Regions from separate parts of the Homo sapiens genome. Here all the other regions are linked to region 1. Evidence: chromatin loops called from intact Hi-C (ENCODE). Cell type or tissue: mammary epithelial cell. All regions are shown on one strand. Region 1 has its middle 80 kb from the start of HAO1. Region 2 has its middle 20 kb from the start of FERMT1. Region 3 has its middle 100 kb from the start of LINC01713. Region 4 has its middle 21 kb from the start of LINC01751.

Region 1 (5,000 bases):
TTTCTCTAGATAAAGTTTGGCCTCTCTGTTTTCACTTAACACCAAATGGATTACTTCAAATGGATAGCTACAGATCAATTAAATCAAGCTTTGAATTTTTAAAAAGTTTTACTGAATTTTTATATTTTCCAAGCATAATCTTCATCATGTGGCGAAGCTTTAATTACAAGATTACAGAAAGCCAAAGACTTCTAAGCCTTTAGGGCTTTGCTCATATTTTCTTCTCTTACTGCCCATTTTCCTCAATCAACCTGGTGAATGGATGGTTAGTGGACATAAACCAGGTTAATGCTTATGCCCTCATAATTGTTTTTTCTTACTGACCATGCTCTATACCCCTCCCTTTGGTGACCCTGCCTTCCTCTCTTGTGCTCCTGAAGCTTCCCATCATCATTCTGATACTATTGTGCCATAATTTCTGACTTTATGTATCTATATATCCTCCCTAGGATGGTGAGCTGTTTTAGGATAGTTCCTTTGTCTTTCGATTCACCACAATAACCTGAGTTTATTTTTAGCACAATACCTTACATAACAGACATATAGAAAATAATTGTTAAATAGGCAAATTTTAATAGTGGACTAGAGACCTTGGGAAGCAGCAAGGAAACCACTGATTAGATAAATATTAATGTGGCAAACTGGCTTTCATTGTTGTGAGGGTTCTTAACAGTTTTTCTCCCACTTCTCGCTGATTTACTATCACTCCTGGCATCATAAATTCAAGTCAATAAATGTTCTGCATATATGGGGCAACATTTGAACTCTTTGGAGCAGAGATGTCATGTAGGTTGTAGGAACAAATGTATGGCTCCATGAAGGTTGATAGGAATGTAAATTTTAAGCTGGAAAAGAAAGAGACAGCACTCAGAACTGTATATTCACTTATTTGTATTAGGTGAGCTACCAGAAAAAATTTTTAGAGGCATTTCATATGGATAAAAATTCATGTTAAAAGCATCTTCAAAGATTGCAACAAATGTACGCCCAATCCACTGTCCATATTTTTTGAGACAGGATCTTGCTCTGTCAGATAGCCTACAGTGCAGTAGAATGGTCATAGCTTCCTACAGCCTTGAACTACTGGGCTCTGGCAATCCTCCTGCTTCAGCATCCCAAGCAGCAGCTGGGACTACAAACATCAGCCACCAGGGCTGGAAAAATTGTATTTTTTGTAGAGATGGGGTCTCACTTTGTTCCCGAGGCTGGTCTCAAACTCCTGGCCTCAAGCGAATCTCCTGTCTTGGTTTCTTAAAGTGGTGAGATTATAGGCATGAGCCACTGTGCCTAGCCTTACTCTGTATAACAAATTTTGATTCTTAAAATATTCATAATGTAACCAACTATTCATATTGGACTAAAAACTTACCAATTAAGTTTCCATTATTTAAAAATATAGGATATTTGAGGCAGGAGTCACTATTCATTTTATTTTCTATATTTCCTTTTTTTTTTTTAGAACAAATTCACTTATATAAACAAATAGTGTATGAGGGTAGAATATACTTTTAATTCCATGCTTTTGAAAAATGTATTCCGGACTACAGACCATTTTAAACATTTTTTTTGATATCATCTACATACAGCAAAATTTACTCTTTCTGTTGTACAGCTCTGAGAATTTTTTCTGTGATCACACCTAAAGGAATTATAAATGCTCATACACAATTTTATATTGTTCTGTTTTGTTTCTTGAGACAGGGTTTCTCTCTGTTGCTCAGGCTGAAGTGCAGTGGTACGATTACAGCTCACTGCAGCCTTGGCCTTCTGGGCTCAAGTGATCCTCCAATCTCAGTGCCCCAAGTAGCTGGGACTACTGGTGCACACCACCACTTTCTATTTCTTAATTTTTTGTACAGATGGGGTCTTGCTATGTTTCCCAGGCTGGTCTCAAACTCTTGGGCTCAAATCCTCCTGCCTCAGCCTCTCAAAGTGCTGGGGTTACAAGTGTGAGCCACCACAGTTGGCCCAGAGTTTTTTTAAAAACATAAATTTTCCTCACTTTTGCGTAAATACCTAGAAGTAGGATTGCTGTGTCATATAGTAAATGTATATTTAGCTATATAAAGAAATTGTCAGACTTTTGTAAAGTGGTTGTGCCATTTTTTTTTATTATACTTTAAGTTCTGGGATACATGTGAAGAATGTGCAGGTTTGTTACACAGGTATACACGTATGATGGTGGTTTGCTTCACCCATCAACCCGTCATGTACATTAGGTATTTCTCTTAATGCTCTCCCTCCCCTAACCCGCCACCCCCCGACAGGCCCCAGTGTGTGATGTTTCCCGCCCTGTGTTCATGAGTTCTCATTGTTCAGCCCCTACTTATGAGTGAGAACATGAAGTGTTTGGTTTCCTGTTCTTGTGTTAGTTTGCTGAGAATGATGGTTTCCGTGCCCGGCTAAGGTTCTATAGTTTTTACTTGGGTTTATAATACATATTGAATTTTTATACAAGGTGTATAAAAATTTCACACAAGATGTGAACTATGAGTTGAGGTTACATAGTTTTTGCAAAATTGTTTCAACAAAGTTTGTTGTAAAGATTATCATTTCCCTATTGAATTGCCTTTGTACAAAGGTAGAAAAATAACAGACTCAACGTATGGGTCTATATCTGCACTCTCTAATCAGTTCCTTTGATATATGATGATTAATTTCTCAAATTCTACAGCAGGATAGCTCTTTTTTAAACCTCAAAAATGTGAAAATAATTTTCCTTATAAATAGGAGACCTGAGAGCCTTTTGTATCCTTGGCGAATTCAGCTAAACTTTCTGGGCTCTGTTTCTTTATCTGTGGAATGTGGAATTGCATTAACGGAAATCTGAAGTCCTGTTTTTTCTTTCTTTTCCTCTTCCCTTCTTTTCACTTTCCTCTTCCCCTCTTTTCACTTTCCTCTTCCCCTCTTTTCACTTTCCTCTTCCCCTCTTTTCACTTTCCTCTTCCCCTCTTTTCACTTTCCTCTTCCCCCCAGCCTTCTCAGCCCTTCTCATCCTTTCTCTCTACCTTCTTCCCCCACCCCCATATTCTTTCTCTGTCTGGTCAGTAGATGGTGCTGTGCTGCAAGACATGTATTTGCTGGTTTCTTAAAACTTTTAAATATCACATTATGTCATCTGTTAATTCTACGCCTTATGACTACACTTTGAGAGCTGATCCTTAAATTGTTAATGGAACAACGATGTTCACACCCCTCCCTCTTTGAGAAGCTAAACCCCAGGCATGAGTTGGCTACTTAAACTAGGTACACTTTTTCACTGGAAACTTTGTCAAGAGATAAAGGCCTTTGATTAAGAGGAAATATTTTTTAAAAGCAATAGTGGGTAGTGACCCTGAAAACCCCAAATGTCCTTCAGCCCCATGTGTGACATTTGAGTTGGTGTGTGTTTACCCAAGGGCAAAAAATGGATGGCCATGAAGGACATAGGATAGGAAGCCCCTTTGCTCAAAATAAAATCCCAAGGTTAATTTGTTTGTGAATCACAGAGCCAGCTGTCTGTCCTGGCCCAGTATGACTTTTGTGGTGACAGCTGTTTCTACCAAGATTTGACGAGTGGGAATGAGGGCAGAGCTGGTGGTTGCGAGATGGGATGGAAGTGGGAGATGGATTGCAAGTATGGACTCTGGTTTCTTTAAAAAGGAAACCCATGGGTTTTTACATATTCTCAATTGAACTTGTAGTTCCTTTAGTTGCGCATAATGCTTTTACTTCCCGGGAGAGAAGAGGTGGGTGTGCATGGTTAGTTGTTTCTTCATGTCCCCTTAGGTTACAGTTTAATGATGGGTGTTTCATTTTCCAAAAGTTTAGCAAACTGTGAAGGTTTCCATAAAGGGCACTATATTTGCTTGCAAAAATCCAGTCTTTATTCCTCTGGCCCCAAAACCCTGAGGTACTGTGGACTCAAGTTTCTTAGAGCCTGATTGTTAAAATACCAAATGAAAGGCACTTCTTGGGGTTTATGGCATCATCCTGGTATTTCCATGTATAAATAATAATAATGTTCATTTGATAGTGCTTTATGGTTTCGAAAAGTAATTTTACCAACATATGCAATTATGCCTTTGCTTAGAAAGTAGATATTTGAATTAGGGCATTGGAGGTCAAAGCCAGAGAAGATCAGTGAGGAAGAAACACGTAGGTTACTGATGACTTCTATCCTCATTTAGGTCTCCAATTGGGTGTTTCAAATTAACACAATTGAGCTTCTACATCCATCCCCTAGCCACTCAATTTCCTATCTCCTCCATCTGGATACATGAAAATACCATCCTTTTATTTGCTCAGCCCCCAAGCTTTGGAGTTGTCTTTGATTCTCCTCTTTCTTATTCTACACCTGAGCTACAAGCAAAACCTGTTGGAATTACCTTTAAAATACAGTGTATTCAGAATCCGAAAACTTCTCACCACCTCCATTGGTACACCCTGGTCTGATCCACTATCATCACTTACATGAATTAGGACAAAAGTTTTCTAATAGATTCCCCTGCATCAGCCCCTGTCCACACTTTAATTTAGGCACAGCAGCAATAGAAATGCTGTTAATAGGTAAATTGGACCTTGTCAAGTCTTGGCCCAGAACCCTTTAAAGGCTTTTCGTCTCACATTGAGGAAGTGCAAAGACATTACAGTGGCCTACGCAGTCCTGTGTGATGTGACCTCTTCTATACTTTGGGATCCTATTTCCTATCACTGACCCTCTCTTACTCACTCCTGTTCTCCTGACTCCTTCTCAGATGTTCCAGGGGTGCTCCTCTCTTAGGATCTATTTACTTGTTCTTTATCTTTGAATGCTCCTCCCCCAAATATGATTCTCACTCTCATATCCTTCAGATCTTGAATCAATGTCACCTTCTTACTGTGGCCTTCCCTGGCTGCTTAACTTAAAATTGGACCCTCTCTCACATTTTCTGATCCTTTCCTAGCTTAATTTTTTCTTCAGCACTTATTACAAACATAATCTGCACTTAATTTGTCTTGCTTAACTTTCTGGAATATAA
Region 2 (5,000 bases), 1.7 Mb after region 1:
TGGTGACACTGGTCACACTTTGATGCTCCAGGATTAATCTCTCCATCTTAAGGTCAGCTAATTAGCCACCTTAGTTCTATCTGCAACCCTAATTCCTCCTTGCGACATAACATTAACATTTCACGGTTTCTTGGGATTAGGACAGGGACATCTTTGGGTAGCCATTATTCTGCCTGCAGTCAGTTTGGTGAAGCCTGTGGACCCTTTTTCAGGATAACACTTTCAAGTGCATAAAATCACAGACATATGACTCCAAATGAAACTAATTCCACTGAATACAGTTACTAAAATACTTTAATGCAGTTATTAAAATACTTTAAAAACAAATGTGTGATGTAGTAATACATGTGCATCTTTTTTAACATACTAGAAGATCTATAATTGAACTGGTAACTACCTTAATTTCAAAGTGGAGATGAATGTACAGATTCAAGATTGTCTGCAATAAAATGTTCAAGATTGTCTGCAATAAAAAGAACTAAGCTGGAGGCATCACGTTACCCAACTTCAAATTACACTACAGGGTGACGGTAACCAAAGCACCATGATACTAGTACAAAAACAGACACATAGACCAATGGAACAGAATAGAGAACCCAGAAATAAGCCTACACACCTACAACTATCTGATCTTTGAGAACCCTGACAAAAACAAGCAATGGGGAAAGGACTCCCTATTTAATAAATGGTGCTGCAACTAGCTAGCCATATGCAGAAAACTGAAACTGGACACCTTCCTTACAACATATACAAAAATTAAGTCAAGATGCATTAAAGACTTAAATGTAAAACCCAAAAGTATAAAAACTCTGGAAGATGACCTAGGTAATACCATTCAGGACATAGGAATGGGCAAAGATTTCATGATGAAGTCACCAAAAGCTATTGTAACAAAGCAAAAATTGACAAATGGGATCTAATTAAACTAAACAGTTTCTGCACATCAAAGGAAACTATCAACAGAGTAAACAGACAATCTACAGAATGGGAGAAAATTTTTGCAAACTATGCATCTGATAAAGGTCTGATATCCAGCATCTATAAAGAACTTAAACTTACAAAAAAAAAATCAAGAAGTGGGCAAAAGGCATGAACAGACACTTCTCAAAAGAAGACATTCATGCAGCCAGCAATCATATGAAAAAAAGGTCCAGGTCACTGATCATTAAAGAAATGCAAATCAAAACCACAATGAGAAACCATCTCACACCAGTCAGAATGGCCATTATTAAAAAGTCAAAAAATAACAGATGCTGGTGAGGTTGCGGAGAAAAAGGAACTCTTTTACACCATTGGTGGGAGTGTAAATTTGTTCAACCATTGTGGAAGACAGTGTGGTGATTTCTCCAAGACCTAAAAACAGAGATACCATTTGACCCAGCAATCCCATTACTGGGTATATATTCTAAGGAATATAAATCATTCTATTATAAAGACACATGCACACATATGTTTACTGCAGCACAATTTACAATAGCAAAGACATGGAATCAACCTAGATGCCCATCAGTGACAGACTGGATAAAGAAAACGTGGTGCAGGGTCCGGGCGCGGTGGCTCACGCCTGTAATCCCAGCACTTTGGGAGGCCGAGACGGGCGGATCATGAGGTCAGGAGATCGAGACCATCCTGACTAACACAGCGAAACCCGGTCTCTACTAAAAATACAAAAAAAATTAGCCAGGCATGGTGGCGGGCGCCTGTAGTCCCAGCTACTCCGGAGGCTGAGGCAGGAGAATGGCGTGAACCCGGGAGGCGGAGCTTGCAGTGAGCCAAGATCGCGCCACTGCATTCCAGCCTGGGCGACAGAGCGAGATTCCGTCTCAAAATAAAAATAAAGAAAACGTGGTACATATACACCATGGAATACTATGCAGCCATAAAAGCAAATGAGATCATGTCCTTTGCAGGAACATGGGTGAAGGTAGAGGTCATTACCCTTAACAAATTAATGCAGGAACAGAAAACCAAATACCACATGTTCTCACTTATAAATGGGAGCTAAATGATGAGAACATATGGACACATAGAGGGGAACAACACACACTGGGGCATATTGGAGGGTGGAGGGTGGAAGGAGGGAGAGAATCAGGAAAAATAACAATTGGATAGTGGGCTTAATACCTGGGTGACAAAATAATCTGTACAACAAACCCCCATGGCACAAGTTTACCTATATAATGAAACTGCACATGTGTCCCTGAACTTCAAACAAAAGTTTTTTTTAAAAGATTGTTTACAATAATATAATATAAAAGTCTGAAATTTCTATTGGCAGCATAGTCCCAGGTACTACTGTTACTGTGTTTGTTGCCTGCATTTACAATCAAAGGAAATACTAATTTTCTGTTAGAGGCTAGTGATTTTTCCCCATGTGAATTCACACTGAGTTTGGCTTAAGATCTTACTTAAAACCCTGTAATCAAGGCACTTACTTCATTTTTTAAAAATAACAGCAGTGTGGTGGCTCACGCCTGTAATCCCAGCATTTTGGGAGGCCAAGGTGGATGGATGTCTTGAGCCCAGGAGTTCGAGACCAGCCTAGGCAACATAGGGAAACCCTGTCTCCACAAAAAAAAAAAAAAGCCAGGCATGGTCGCGTATGCCTGTAGCCCAGCTACTTGGGAGGCCAAGGCAGGAGGATTGCTTGAGCCCAAGAGGTTAAGGCTGCAGTAAGTTGAGATGGCACCACTGCACTCCAGCCTGGGCCACAGAGTGAGACTCTGCCTCCAAAAAATAAATAAATAAATTATGCTCCAGAAAGTTAAAATGGAAGGGCACTATCCTTCTCAAATCCATAGAAACCCCCCTTTTTCAACTCAATTCAAATGTTACTAAGCACCTATTGTGTACAGAGACCTTTGTATGCTCAAAATGGGCAAGAGAAACAACAAAAGTAACGGGAAGTCGGTGACAACATAAAAATAAAGCAAGGATTCTAAGAATTGATATAGGAAAATCTGTTCTCCAACTTAAAAATTGACATATTTATGTTCTAAATCTAATGAAATTAAACCAAGGTGGAAGATAAGGAGGGTTATAGGATTTACAAACGTGACGACAGCGACATCTAGTGGGAACCATTGATAAAGCACCTCTAGTGTTTTACTGCAAAGAGGCATGCACAGCCAGCCACGTTCATGAAATATTTGCTACACCTATTATAGATTAATATCGAGTCAGGCCCTGGCCGGCAGCCCATCCGTCTTCTTTTCTCCTCGGGCTGCATCCCACATCATGAGTGGCCTCATGCACATGCACCTCAGCCAAGTCCCAGATAGAAAGTAGGTAAAGAAAATTATTCTGGCTGTTTTCTCTAACACAGACTAATTGGAGATTCCGTGCCAAAGTAAAAAGTCATGCAGGTATTAAATGAACAAACCTAGGCAAGCGATATTTTTCTGTAAGAACAAAGAAAAACATGTGTACTGAAGTAGGCTATGATATTGAAGACCTAGGGTAGGGTCATTCAGTTCCACAAACTGCTTCCACGTTCTCATTCTCTTGGATCATTCATTTTTCCTTCCTTCACCAAATCCAGCGTGCTTTACAGGTAATGCAACAGCAGTGAGAGAAAGGGGGAGAGGTGAAAGGAGCACGGATTGTGTTTGAAGGAAAGTGAGGCCCCCTCGGCCACCTTTCAGGCCAAAAGTACACACATTTATGTCCTACTCCTAAGGACAGGTTGAAATCTGGGTGGTCAGAGTAAAATGGCTGGAGAAGATCCCGTGCAGTTCCTGGAAACATGTTCAGGGTCATTTGCCCAGGGAATTCCTGAGTCCCAGGTACAGGTACCCAAAGTGAGGTTTAGAAGAGCAGAGGCGGACTCCAGGTGAACACTGTCCTCTGCCTGATGGTCTCCCTAGTCAGTGGCACGGATGTGGCCAGAAGAAGTCCATTGCAAGGGGCCTCTACATTGTGGGTTCTTGCCAAAATCTAAGGGTAGTACTGCTCTTACCTGTCCTGCCTTTTTGCACATTTCCTGGTTGGGACCATTTTTATGATGGCAGCCAACGGTTTAAGCATGTACGTAGTGTGTGTGGAATAAGAATGAGAGAGACAGACAAACCACACATGTCTTTCTAAAAGCCCTCTGTCAGCCAACATGTCTTAGACTTCATTATGCACAGCAATCCCCTGGGACCTTCTTAGAATGCAGATTCTGGCTCAGTGGGTCTGGGGATGGGGCACCAAAACCTTCATTTCTAACAGCTCCCAGGTTGATGCTGCTCAGGGGCCAGTGGCAAGGCTGCAGTAGACATGATTTTTGTCTGCCCAGCATCCCATTTTTTTTTTTTTTGGAGAACTCACTCCTCTCCTATTCTACAGAAAGCCCACTCAGCCTGTGTGGTTTGTTTGAGGCTGGTTCCACCTCCCCAAGAGTGGGCACGTGCCTCCAGCCAGGCTGTGAGAAGCCTTCCCAGGACATTGCAGAACAAATCATTGTCTCCAACTGTGCGGTTTTATTGGGCTGGAGCTGCTGTAGGTCATCCTTTCCACCAGGTGGGGCCAGCCCGAGAATGATGCCACCACAGAGGAGAAGAGAGCCAAAGATGGCAGGAAAGAGGCAGGTCTTGGGTGAATCTCTGGATCCAGCCATGCCTCCAGACTTCCCAGCTATGGCCAATAAATTCCTTTTCTTCCTGAGCTAGTTTGAAATGGGTCTCTTCATTTGCAATGAACATTCTTTCTGATTTCACTCTTGATCTAATGAAAGATGAGGATGGAAGCTGATTTCCAAGTGGAGAAGCTCCCTGCCCCCATTCTAAGGTCCACCATTCCCAGAAGCCTGCCCAAGCCCTCACATCAGCAGTGAGCCCCCTGCACTGAAGCCCATCCCTCTTGCTGCTTAGTCCCCTTGTTTGGAACTTTTCATTTACACCAATAACAAATCATAACCCCACTTACATAGCATTTTCCAGTTTCAAAACCTTTTTCAAATATATAGTCCAGACAAGAGCTAAGCTGCCTGGGTTTAAATTTCATCTTCGCCACTTCTT
Region 3 (5,000 bases), 1.2 Mb after region 1:
ATGTTCCAGGCATTGTGCACAAGTTCTGTAGTGCACAAAGAATGTTGTAATTACTAAACAAACACATTCCATGAACTTGGGAGGGGGTTATCAGCATGCATGTTCCATGTTTTCCATCATTGGTGTAGGCCAGTGGTTCTCAACCTTGGCAGCATATTAAAGTCACAAGGAAATAACTTTTTTAGTAGCAATGCTAGGCTCTAACCTCAGATATTCTGACTTACTGATTTAGCATGAAACCAAGACATCATTAAGTTTTTTGTTTTTGTTTTTTGTTTTTGAGACAGAGTCTTGCTCTGTTACCCAGGCCGGAGTGCAGTGGCATGATCTCGGCTCACTGCAACCTCTGCCTCCCAGGTTCAAGCAATTCTCCTGCCTCAGCCTCCTCAATAACTGGAATTACAGGCACATGCCACCACACCCGGCTAATTTTTGTATTTTTAGTAGAGACAGGGTTTTGCCATGTTGGCCAGGGTGGTCTCGAACTCCTGACCTCAAGTGATCCACCTGCCTTGGCCTTCCAAAGTGCTGGGATTACAGGTTTGAGCCACCGCACCTGGCCCAGAGATTGCCAAATTTTTAAAAGGTGGTTTTAATGCAGAGCCAGGGCTGAGAACCATTGGCCCAGGCAATAGGTAAGGAAGGTGGTCTGATCATTCTGAAAAGGAACCAGACTAGATATTCCAAAGTCCAAGAAAGAATCTCTCTTCCTATACTCAATTTCCGTTCTGGACAACACGCTGACTTAGAGCCTTTGGAGGAATTGCTTTCTTTCCCAGCTCCTCTCTCCCAAGCACTGATCTCTACTCCCAATATCTCCCTACATTGAATTCCTCTTGTGGGTGCAATGCTTGGACTGCACTCTCTGTTTAATAATGGGGTTCTCCCATTGGCTACATCCCAACCAATATTCCTGCTCTTTTTCTCCAAGCCCCTCCCCTCACAAATAATATATATCCAGAACAGGTTGAAATCTCAGTGTTTGTTGGTAATCTATAATCTATATAATTACATTACTCAGCTACCAAACCTACTCCTGTAAAAAAGTAAGAGATATGTTTTTCCTGAGCCAGAAAGGTGGGACCCTGACACTCCCTCACAGTTACACCTTGGGTTGGGAAGGAGCCTTTATTTGCATGACAATTCCTCCACAAAGAATATCCACACCTCCTTTTCTGAGCCTTCCTTCCTGGCTGAGCTGGTGCTCATCAGGAAACAAAATCTCATCCTAGCCAATGGAACAGGCAGTGCCTTCAAAGTAGGCCAAAGAATTTGGAGCTTGTCTAACCAGAAATTCTTACCCACTCCCAAAAAATGCATATCCTGTTCCTCCAAAGGATGGTAATTAGCACCTGCTTCCACCACTGAGCTCCTGTGGGATCTGGCCAGTTGCTCTCACAGCTCCTCTGGTCTCTCTTGGCTCCCTAATGAACCACATCAGTCACATGATGTGCCACCTAATCTAGTAGAGAGGGTGTTGCAGGACTCTGTTAACTTAGGTGTGACTGCCTTAACAAAATCATTAGAGAGTACATAAGAAAGGATGCGGCTAGAACATAGCTAGGGATATCCAATTAATTTGACAGCCACAAGTTCCTTCCCAGAAAGATTATAACATCATAGAATACTGAAGCTTGGAGAGGACCTTAGAAATGATCTGATCCAGATGTTAACATTTTAGGACTCCTGGCTTCTGATTAGATCTGTCCAAAGCAATGGACCTTCTTCCCAGAAAAATATGTGTACACACAAAGTTTTTTTCACAGCTTCAGGAGGTTGGACTACAAATACCATTGATTGGGCTTATGAGCCCCCTGTAGAAGAAGGCTGATACAGTCTAACCCCCTCCCCACCACCCCAGTACACTTATACACATTTTATAGGTGAGGACACTGCAGTCCAGAGAAGAATGAGGTTCTCCAAATGACTCATAGATTAGTAGCAGAAACGCAAGCTCCAAATTCCTGATTCTAGTCCCATAAGACTCAGCCAAGACCACTGTTCTAATACCTTCTTAGATGTTTTGGGACTGACTTTTTCAGGGACGATTGTCCTTTATCTGAGGATTCCCGTTGGACTTTTCTCTGTGTGCACGTTGTGTCTTATTGGCAAAATGGGCAATCATATTCCTTTTACTGGGCAGCCTCTTTCTTAGGAGAAATGACTTAATCTACTCAAAATATTTCCAAGCATAACGTCAAGGGGTTGGAGAGCCTGAGAACCATGTCTTCACCAGAGCACCACCTGGTGGAACATTGGAATAAATTCTATGTAAGCCCAGGGAAATGCCTAGGATGCAGGGAACAGCAGTTACCATTTCTTCCATTTTTGGTGCCAGGACAGTAGTTTTATCCGGATTTTTTGGCCTGAGTAGTTTTCAAAATATTACCGAATAAAACCAGATTCAAAGATTAAGTGACACCCTGTAAAACTCAAATTATTTCCGAACTCTTTATACAAAATTGATACTTTTGTTCCCCCCTTTTAACAACAGATACATCTAAAAGCAAGGGGAAAAAGTATTTCTCTGGGGTAATAAATTGCCAACTACATTTGTCAATTGGAAAGAACTTCAAGTGAGTGGAGTTTTCTTATACTGTCCCATTATCTAGAGGCAATGAAATTCTATTTCTATCTCTGCCATCTAGGGTGAATAATCCTGGGTAAATCATTTAATTGCTGTCATCTGTGGCTTAGAGATAATTGGAGGTGATGACCGTGACACTTACTAGCTGTATGACTTTGACACTCTAGTACTCAAACTTCCTGTGCCTCAGTTTCCTCTTCTCTAAAATAAGGAATACAATAATATCACACAACTATTAAGGTGGTCATGAGGACTTACTTACATGATGTGGGCTTTGTTGCAAGAGCTCTTCACAGTACCCGGGACATCTCAAGTGACAGATACATTTTTTCTGAAAACATTAGTTGTTGGGGAATTACCTGAGATATCCATGTGAAGCAACTGTGTAATCCTGGGTTCACACTACTTACTTAATATTTAGCTTACATTTATAAAGATTCAGTGGGAATGACTTAGTGGTGAGAACATAACCTCACACATTTCAACATCACATGTGATTTGGCATACTAATCAGACCTAGAAAAATCAGATGTTACTGAGGGCAGGAAACCAAGAGACTGTCAAGTTCACTTGCTTTCTTTATAGATAATGAAAGTGAGGTTCAGAAGCATGAAGGGATTGTTCAAGGACACACAGCTATGAGTGGTAGATCAGAACAGAAACCCAGGGTTCAAGCTTTTAGTTCAGTGTCCTATCAGGATGATTAAATGAAAGAAAGAAGGAAGGAAAGAAGGAAGGAAGGAAGGAAGGAAGGAAGGAAGGAAGGAAGTAAAGGAAAGAAAGAAGGGGCAAGGGAGGGATAGAGGAAGGAAGGGAGGGAGGGAGAGAGGAAGGGAGGGAGGGAGAGAGGAAGGAAGGGAGGGAGGGAGAGAGGAATGGAGGGAGGGAGAGAGGAAGGGAGGGAGGGAGAGAGGAAGGGAGGGAGGGAGAGAGGAAGGGAGTGAGGGAGGGAGGGAGGAAACACCGAAGAGTTAAATGCACAAAGCAGGCTTCTTATTAGTCAATTGAGCTGGGTCTGTAAGCTTCAAACACTGGGCATGACATCTCAGGCTTCATCCATGGGCTGAAAGGACCCAGTTTCCAAAGCCCCACCTCAGTAGCCATCAGTCACACTGTTTTCATCTGGAAAGCCTAGGCCAACACCCATCTCTGTGTGTGATCAGACCTCTCTGCCCAGGCAGTATCTGGGCTCCAGGACACATGGCACCGTTCCACCTGAGGGCTAGGACCTCCTCAGCAACCAGAAGCTTCACATTTCTGGGTTGGGAAAGCAGAAGACCAGACACTAAGTTGGCCATTGCCAGCATTAAGGAAGGAAGCTTTGCCAGGAAGTTCAAATGTCAGGGACCTAGTTCCTACAGACCCTCCCACACCCTGGGACAGACTTCAAAAATAATTCCTATCATCTTTTGATTTTGAAACATTTTCAGAAAAAAAAAATTGCATCATAATCAATTAAGACAGCTGTCTGTTTCCACTTTAACTTCTGCTCCACCACAATTCCCTTTGTGTTAGGTGTTGTTGAATGGGGGTGAGTGTTTGGGGGATGATATATAGAAGGGAAAGTTGAATTAGAGATGCATTTACTTATTATTTAGTGGAAACAGTTAAGCGGTTCATAGTCACATGTATAATGTGTAATGTTATCGTTTTCCACTGTAGTGTAGTAATGGCTTCCAGAAATACTCCTGTTGCCTGCTGTGTAAACTCATCCAGTGTCTTGACAAGAAGGTGCAATGTCCACCTTGTATCAGGGCATGAATAAGGCCTGTGGTACTTGACATGGCAGCTGTACAAGTGGTGGACAAGAAACAAGGCTCGAAGGTAGGACTCTGAAGCTAGTCTACAGTTTGTGAAGTTATAAGTGGAGCATTCAGTTCTTGTCAAAATGCAAGTTCTCTGCTATCAGAATACACAGAATTTCCCAACATATACAATCATAAATGCACCGTACAGTTTTTATGGGAAACAAGTGAAACAAAACATATCACAATTTCTGTGTTTGTAGGGCATGTTCTTGTTGCAGTACTAAAAACTAAAAGAAAAATGGGTGCGCTTGTGTATGAGGTGGGTTTTTGCATTTTACGCATTTCAGCCAATAAAAAATAGATTTTGATCAACCATGCTAGCCCAAAAACTAAATTATCTTTCTGTTTTCTATTAAAGATTATATATAAAATCCATTGTCATATCAAAAGGCAATCAAAGGGAATACAGCCAAACGTGTAGGAAAAAGTATAAAGCAGCTCATTAAAAAACATGGTGTAACTTTTTTGGTATTGAATAATGTTGAAGGACTTTCAACATTTAAACATTTGCAATTTCTGGTGATTTATTTTTTTTTAATTTTAGATAAATGTTTACTTCATTGCTACTTATAATAATATCTTCCTCTTCCTCTGGCCCCTGACTG
Region 4 (5,000 bases), 570 kb after region 1:
AAGAGAGACTTCTAAGGCAAAAAAATAGTTACTAATGACACAGATGACACTACAGTTAACATTTTAACAAGCCATTTAGAAGAATGTCCCCTCATCTCCAGAGGACCTACTTCCCGGTCCTTCAACTGCTTCTAATGTTTCTTCTCACCTAAAGAGACAAAATACAGGGTTCAGTAACCTTTTAATCGAAACACAGCACCGCAGGTAAAGACTGAAAGCCTGCTGGTGTTTGTTGTTGCTGTTGTTTAATAGCTCATACAGGCATCTGGTGATGCTACCGTGCTGCTTAGCTACTTTGAACACATTATTTTTTTCATTGTATTAATGGTATGTTATATTACTGTTAAGTACTTATGCCTGAATAAGTATAAGAAAATAATTGCTTCTCGGTGGCATACAAAATCAAAGTCAGGAATGATGGTGATGCCAAACAACCATAGATTGTCCTCAAGTGTGGCCAAGATAGTGGCACCTTTGCTTTATGATGGTTCAATGTACCCAAACTTTGTTTCACACACAAAACTGTTGAAAATGTGTAAGACTGCCTTTTGGTTATGTGTAAAAAGTACATATGAAACATATATGAATTGCATGTTTAGAGTTAAGTTTCATCCCTAAGATATCTTTTTAGAGTTAGGTTTCATCCCTAAGATATCTTATTACGTATATGCAAATATTTTAAAATCTGAAATTCAAAACACTTCTGGTCTCAAGCATTTCGGATAAGGAATGCTCAACCAATAGATAGGTAGGTAGGTAGGTAGACAGTTAGGGAAGGAGGGAGAGAGGGAGGGAGGGACGGAGGGAGGGAGAAAGGGAGGGAGGGAGGGAGGGATGGATGATAGATAGATAGATAGATAGATAGACAGACAGACAGACAGGAATATCTCAAGATTAGGGCTATGATGAGATGAAGTGAGACACCTGGAAGGAAACATTTAAGGAGGTGTTCTTAGGGGATATAAAGGGATCTAACTCAGTATATCTATGCTTCTATCATCTCTGCCATTTACTAGCTATATTTTCATCCCTAGGTAAGGTACTTAACCTCTCTGTGTCCTCAATTGAAGAGCAATAGTACCCAGCTGATAGTGTTGCTATAAGGATTAAATGAATTATTACACATAAAGTACCAAAAACATTACATAGTAATGTTATCAATAAGTTTCAGTATTAATTATTATTAATATATAATATTTCATTTACTTAAACTTGCAATGTTTTAAGTTGAAGTACCTGGGATTATGTGGTCTAAAGTTTTGCGAGTTTAGAAATAATGAGTTTTCATGTAAATGTGTTTATGCCACGTCTGTCCTTGCAATAGTGAAAATTGAATTAGACACATTTTAAATATAGAAAAATAATAAGCCTAGTTCAAATATTTTATAAACGATAAAATCAAACTGAAAAAATCTAATTATTTCCATCTGCACTTATTTCAAATATTATTTGTAATATATGCTATAGATTTTTAAACTCTGATCAAATATTGCCAGACCTCACAAGAGCCTAAGTGCTGACCTTTAATTTTAAATGTGTTTTTTTCACGTGTGTGGGAAGAATTGGGCAGAAAAATGAACTTTCAGCTCTTGTGGAGGGCAGTGGGGTCCACCAACTTTATTTTTACTGTTAAAATCTGTGTAAAAATAACATTATTATGACACAGTGAAATCCCCTACAATATGTTGAAATGACTAAGAAAAGAAAATAAAAGTAGGAAAACTTTAAGTGGGTTTGATTTTGGAAGCCAAATATTTTTAGAAAAATGTAATGAAACTTGCTTATTACTTTTACTTTCAACATTTTGCTACATCAAATGTTTATCTTTCAAAGACCTGGTTTAGAACACACACCTACACACACATGCACACATACACACACACAGATAGGGTATTTCTTCTCTCTCCGTTTCATGACTTTAACATTTCCCTTTCCTGGTCCTGGGGAGGATATTAGAAGGGATAAGCCCTAACATTAAAACAAACACATAAATAAACTACCAATGGGAAAAATACCACCTCGTTTCTTTAAGGATTTAACCTAACCAAAATTGGGCTTCCCTGGGGTCTGCTTTGCTCTGTTAGACCCGTTCAGCAGGAAATGGCACATGCTGAAACTTCGGAGTATCACACACTAACTGGTGATTGCTGATGTTGGGCCCTAAAGAAAAACAGTTAGGAGATGAAATTCCCCATAGCCCCCTGTAACCAGACTCCTTGAACATTGTCCCTAAACCATTAAAGTTACTGTGGCAAAGGTGTCATGCCTTGTCCAGTAGTGCTGAGCTTCTATGTTTGATGCATGAACACCTATAGGCAGAGTTTGTCTACCTAAGGCTTAAGCCATGGCATTCAAAGAATGGTGTTCATATTTAAGTAATAAAAACACTCACCAGTTATTACTGACTAATCTCACCCAATGAGCTGAAAGAATGCCTGGTGCTTGGGAGTAGGTTGTTATAGCGGCCGTGGTGCGAAAGCCAGGACATACATAATTAATATCTACCGCTTTCCCGAAGACTCTTGTTCTCAAGTAAGCTATGTCCTCAGTCATCAGCAGATGGCGCTGTTCCCTGAGGCTCAGAGCTCTTCAAATCGGCCTGTCTCAATATTGGATTGTACTTCCCAAGGCTTAGAGTGTAGGAGGCTAGAAATCACTTTCTCGAAACACTGGCTAGAGTTATTTGCCATGAAGAATTCACCAGGCAGTCTAGTTAACAGAAAGCAGAGAAGTCCTGATAAAGCTATGCTATGGAAAGCTCATCTTGTTGAAACTGGCTCTTTGGCTCTATGTTTTTAATATTGTTCTAAAATATAAATTTTGCTTTTCAGCCAGACTGTTCTTTCATGCAGTCTTGTGTGACCGCCACTGAGAAGGCAAACCAAACTTATTCTTCCAAGAAGGTCTGAGATGAACAGACTTCTGGTGTAACACACACATCAGTAGTGACCCTTCTTGCTAATGGAAGAACAGAGTTTGGGGGATTTTTAACCACCTATTCCACAATATGAGGCAGGATGTGATCCAACTTCCCATCAGAAAACACTTGGGGAGGTATTTTTAAATGACAGATTTCCAAGCCTTACCTCAAACCTGCTACATCCAAAACTCTAGGGGTGTGACTGGAAACTGTTCGGTTTTTGTTTGTTTGTTTAATCTCTTCAAATCGATTCTGATGCAGCTGGGCCATTATTTGGCAGACTGAGAACATCCAAACTATATAACCCGTCCCAATAATATATTGAAGAATTCTATGATTTAAAAAAAAACGTGCAAGAAGCATGAATACTTTAGTTTTCAGAGACTCAAAAGACAGTATTATTCCTGGGACTACCTCATGAGAACTTGCTTTTATGAGTGAGCATGAATGTTCATGCTGAAAAGCCATTTATCTCAATAAAGTCAAGGAAGTTTTTAGTTTTCACAAAAGAAATCTGGGAGTAAAAAACTACAATGTTGAGTTATTCTTTTCTATGTGTTCTTTGAGCTTTCTATTCAATATTTGTTGATAATCAACTATATGTTAAGCATTCAAATAATGAGATCAAGCCTCCACCCTCAAAGAGAATACGTAGGGCAGATTGAACAGGAAAAGGTAAGCAACACTACAAATAAGAAACTATAATACAGGACAGACATAATCAAATGTAATAAAGAAACACAACAAGAAAATGAAGATTAAAAAATAATGATGAATGCTCATGTAGGGCAATTTTGGTTTCTTCCTAGCAGAGGTGACATATTTTTAAGAAGAAATTATGAATAGGATGTCATTTGCTTTTAAAAAAATCATTCTTAATGGGTACCATTTTCCTTAGAAGAGCCATAAAAAGTAGCTCCTGGACCACTAGGAACTTTAGATAAGCCCCTCCCAGTGCTATGGCCAGCTTCTCCACTCTCCCTGGCCCACCAGCTCCTCATCTACCATCCTACCTGTGAACCTTTTCTAGAAAGAAGAAATGTGCCAAAATTCAGACTTTCTGGCCTTCTTATATACTTCTGATTTTGTGAGGACCTGAAATACTGCTTTGGATAGGAGGAACCACAATAGGCCAGTTTTAGTTACCTAATTTCATGTAATAGAATTTAATAATTATGTATTTATTAACATTTGAGTGTGTCAGGTCATTCTAAATCTATGAATAATTTAACAAAATGGGCCCTGCACATGTACTGTCAGTTGCAGGAATTGCACTAAGTTTGGAAATGTTCCTTCACTTTTTCCAGGGTCTGGACTACCTCTGATGATGTTTATGTTCTTTATCCTTTTGTGAATGGGTTCTTTCTTTTTTTCGTTTTAATACACAAGCCAGGATGTTACAGATTAGTCTCTTAGAGGACTTGTTCTTCTAGATTATGAAACACTTAACATTAAGTTTTATTTTGGATTGCCACTCCAACACAATCAGAGGAAAAGAACTACATGAGAATGTCAAACTCTAACTGGTAATGTTGTTTACCAGACGGTATGTTAAAAATTATGGAACCATTATAGACACACACTGGATTTGAACAATTGAGTAGATGTATGGAAGATGGTGAGAACTAGGTTCCTCACTGTTAGAGTAGAAGGTTGTATACAACCCAGGTGAAGAGAAGGCTAATACGATCCAGGTGGCATAGACGGCCAAGCGTGGTGGCTCCCGTCTGTAATCCCCACAATTTGTGAAGCCGAGGCATGTGGATCACTTGAGCCCAGGAGTTTGAGACCAGCCTGAGAAACATAGGGAAGATCCTGTCTCTATTAAAAAAAAAAAAAAATTAGCCAGGTGTGGTAGCACACATCTGTGGTCCCAGCTACTGAGGAGGCAGAGGTGGGAGAATTGCTTGAGGCTGCAGTGAGCTGTGATTGCACCATTAAATACATATACACACACATATGTGGAAAGGAAGGAAATATGTGTATTAATCCATGAATATACACTTATCTGCACACATACACACACACACACACACACACACGTGTGTGTGTCCAATGAGAGAGCCTAGAAATAAATGAT

What was found. A loop is a pair of places that touch in the nucleus more often than their neighbours do. Peaks named below come from ENCODE experiments on the same cell type or tissue, not always from the same donor. Only the 100,000 strongest peaks of a DNase experiment are listed, where the experiment ranks them.
Region 2: a loop joins it to region 1, with 3 times the contacts of the local background. A loop is called at or near these places in 11 of 110 quality-filtered maps.
Region 3: it touches region 1 in a loop (7-fold over the local background); 6 of 110 quality-filtered maps call a loop at or near these places.
Region 4: it touches region 1 in a loop (6-fold over the local background); 19 of 110 quality-filtered maps call a loop at or near these places.

The regions. Positions count from the first base shown.
Region 1 is chr20:7,857,572-7,862,571 of GRCh38, reverse strand. No RefSeq gene overlaps it. Among named protein-coding and RNA genes, the nearest start is that of HAO1, 80 kb to the left of the region's middle. RefSeq lists an enhancer at 4,970-5,000. In mammary epithelial cell, a CTCF peak has its summit at 3,040 (motif pointing right); a DNase peak (open chromatin) is centred at 3,151; H3K27ac peaks cover 1,228 bases.
Region 2 is chr20:6,140,664-6,145,663 of GRCh38, reverse strand. No RefSeq gene overlaps it. Among named protein-coding and RNA genes, the nearest start is that of FERMT1, 20 kb to the right of the region's middle. In mammary epithelial cell, a CTCF peak has its summit at 3,069 (motif pointing left); no DNase peak of the experiment used is centred here.
Region 3 is chr20:6,633,647-6,638,646 of GRCh38, reverse strand. No RefSeq gene overlaps it. Among named protein-coding and RNA genes, the nearest start is that of LINC01713, 100 kb to the left of the region's middle. RefSeq lists an enhancer at 883-1,396. In mammary epithelial cell, a CTCF peak has its summit at 2,244 (motif pointing left); a DNase peak (open chromatin) is centred at 2,236.
Region 4 is chr20:7,283,671-7,288,670 of GRCh38, reverse strand. No RefSeq gene overlaps it. Among named protein-coding and RNA genes, the nearest start is that of LINC01751, 21 kb to the left of the region's middle. In mammary epithelial cell, a CTCF peak has its summit at 2,556 (motif pointing right); a DNase peak (open chromatin) is centred at 2,550.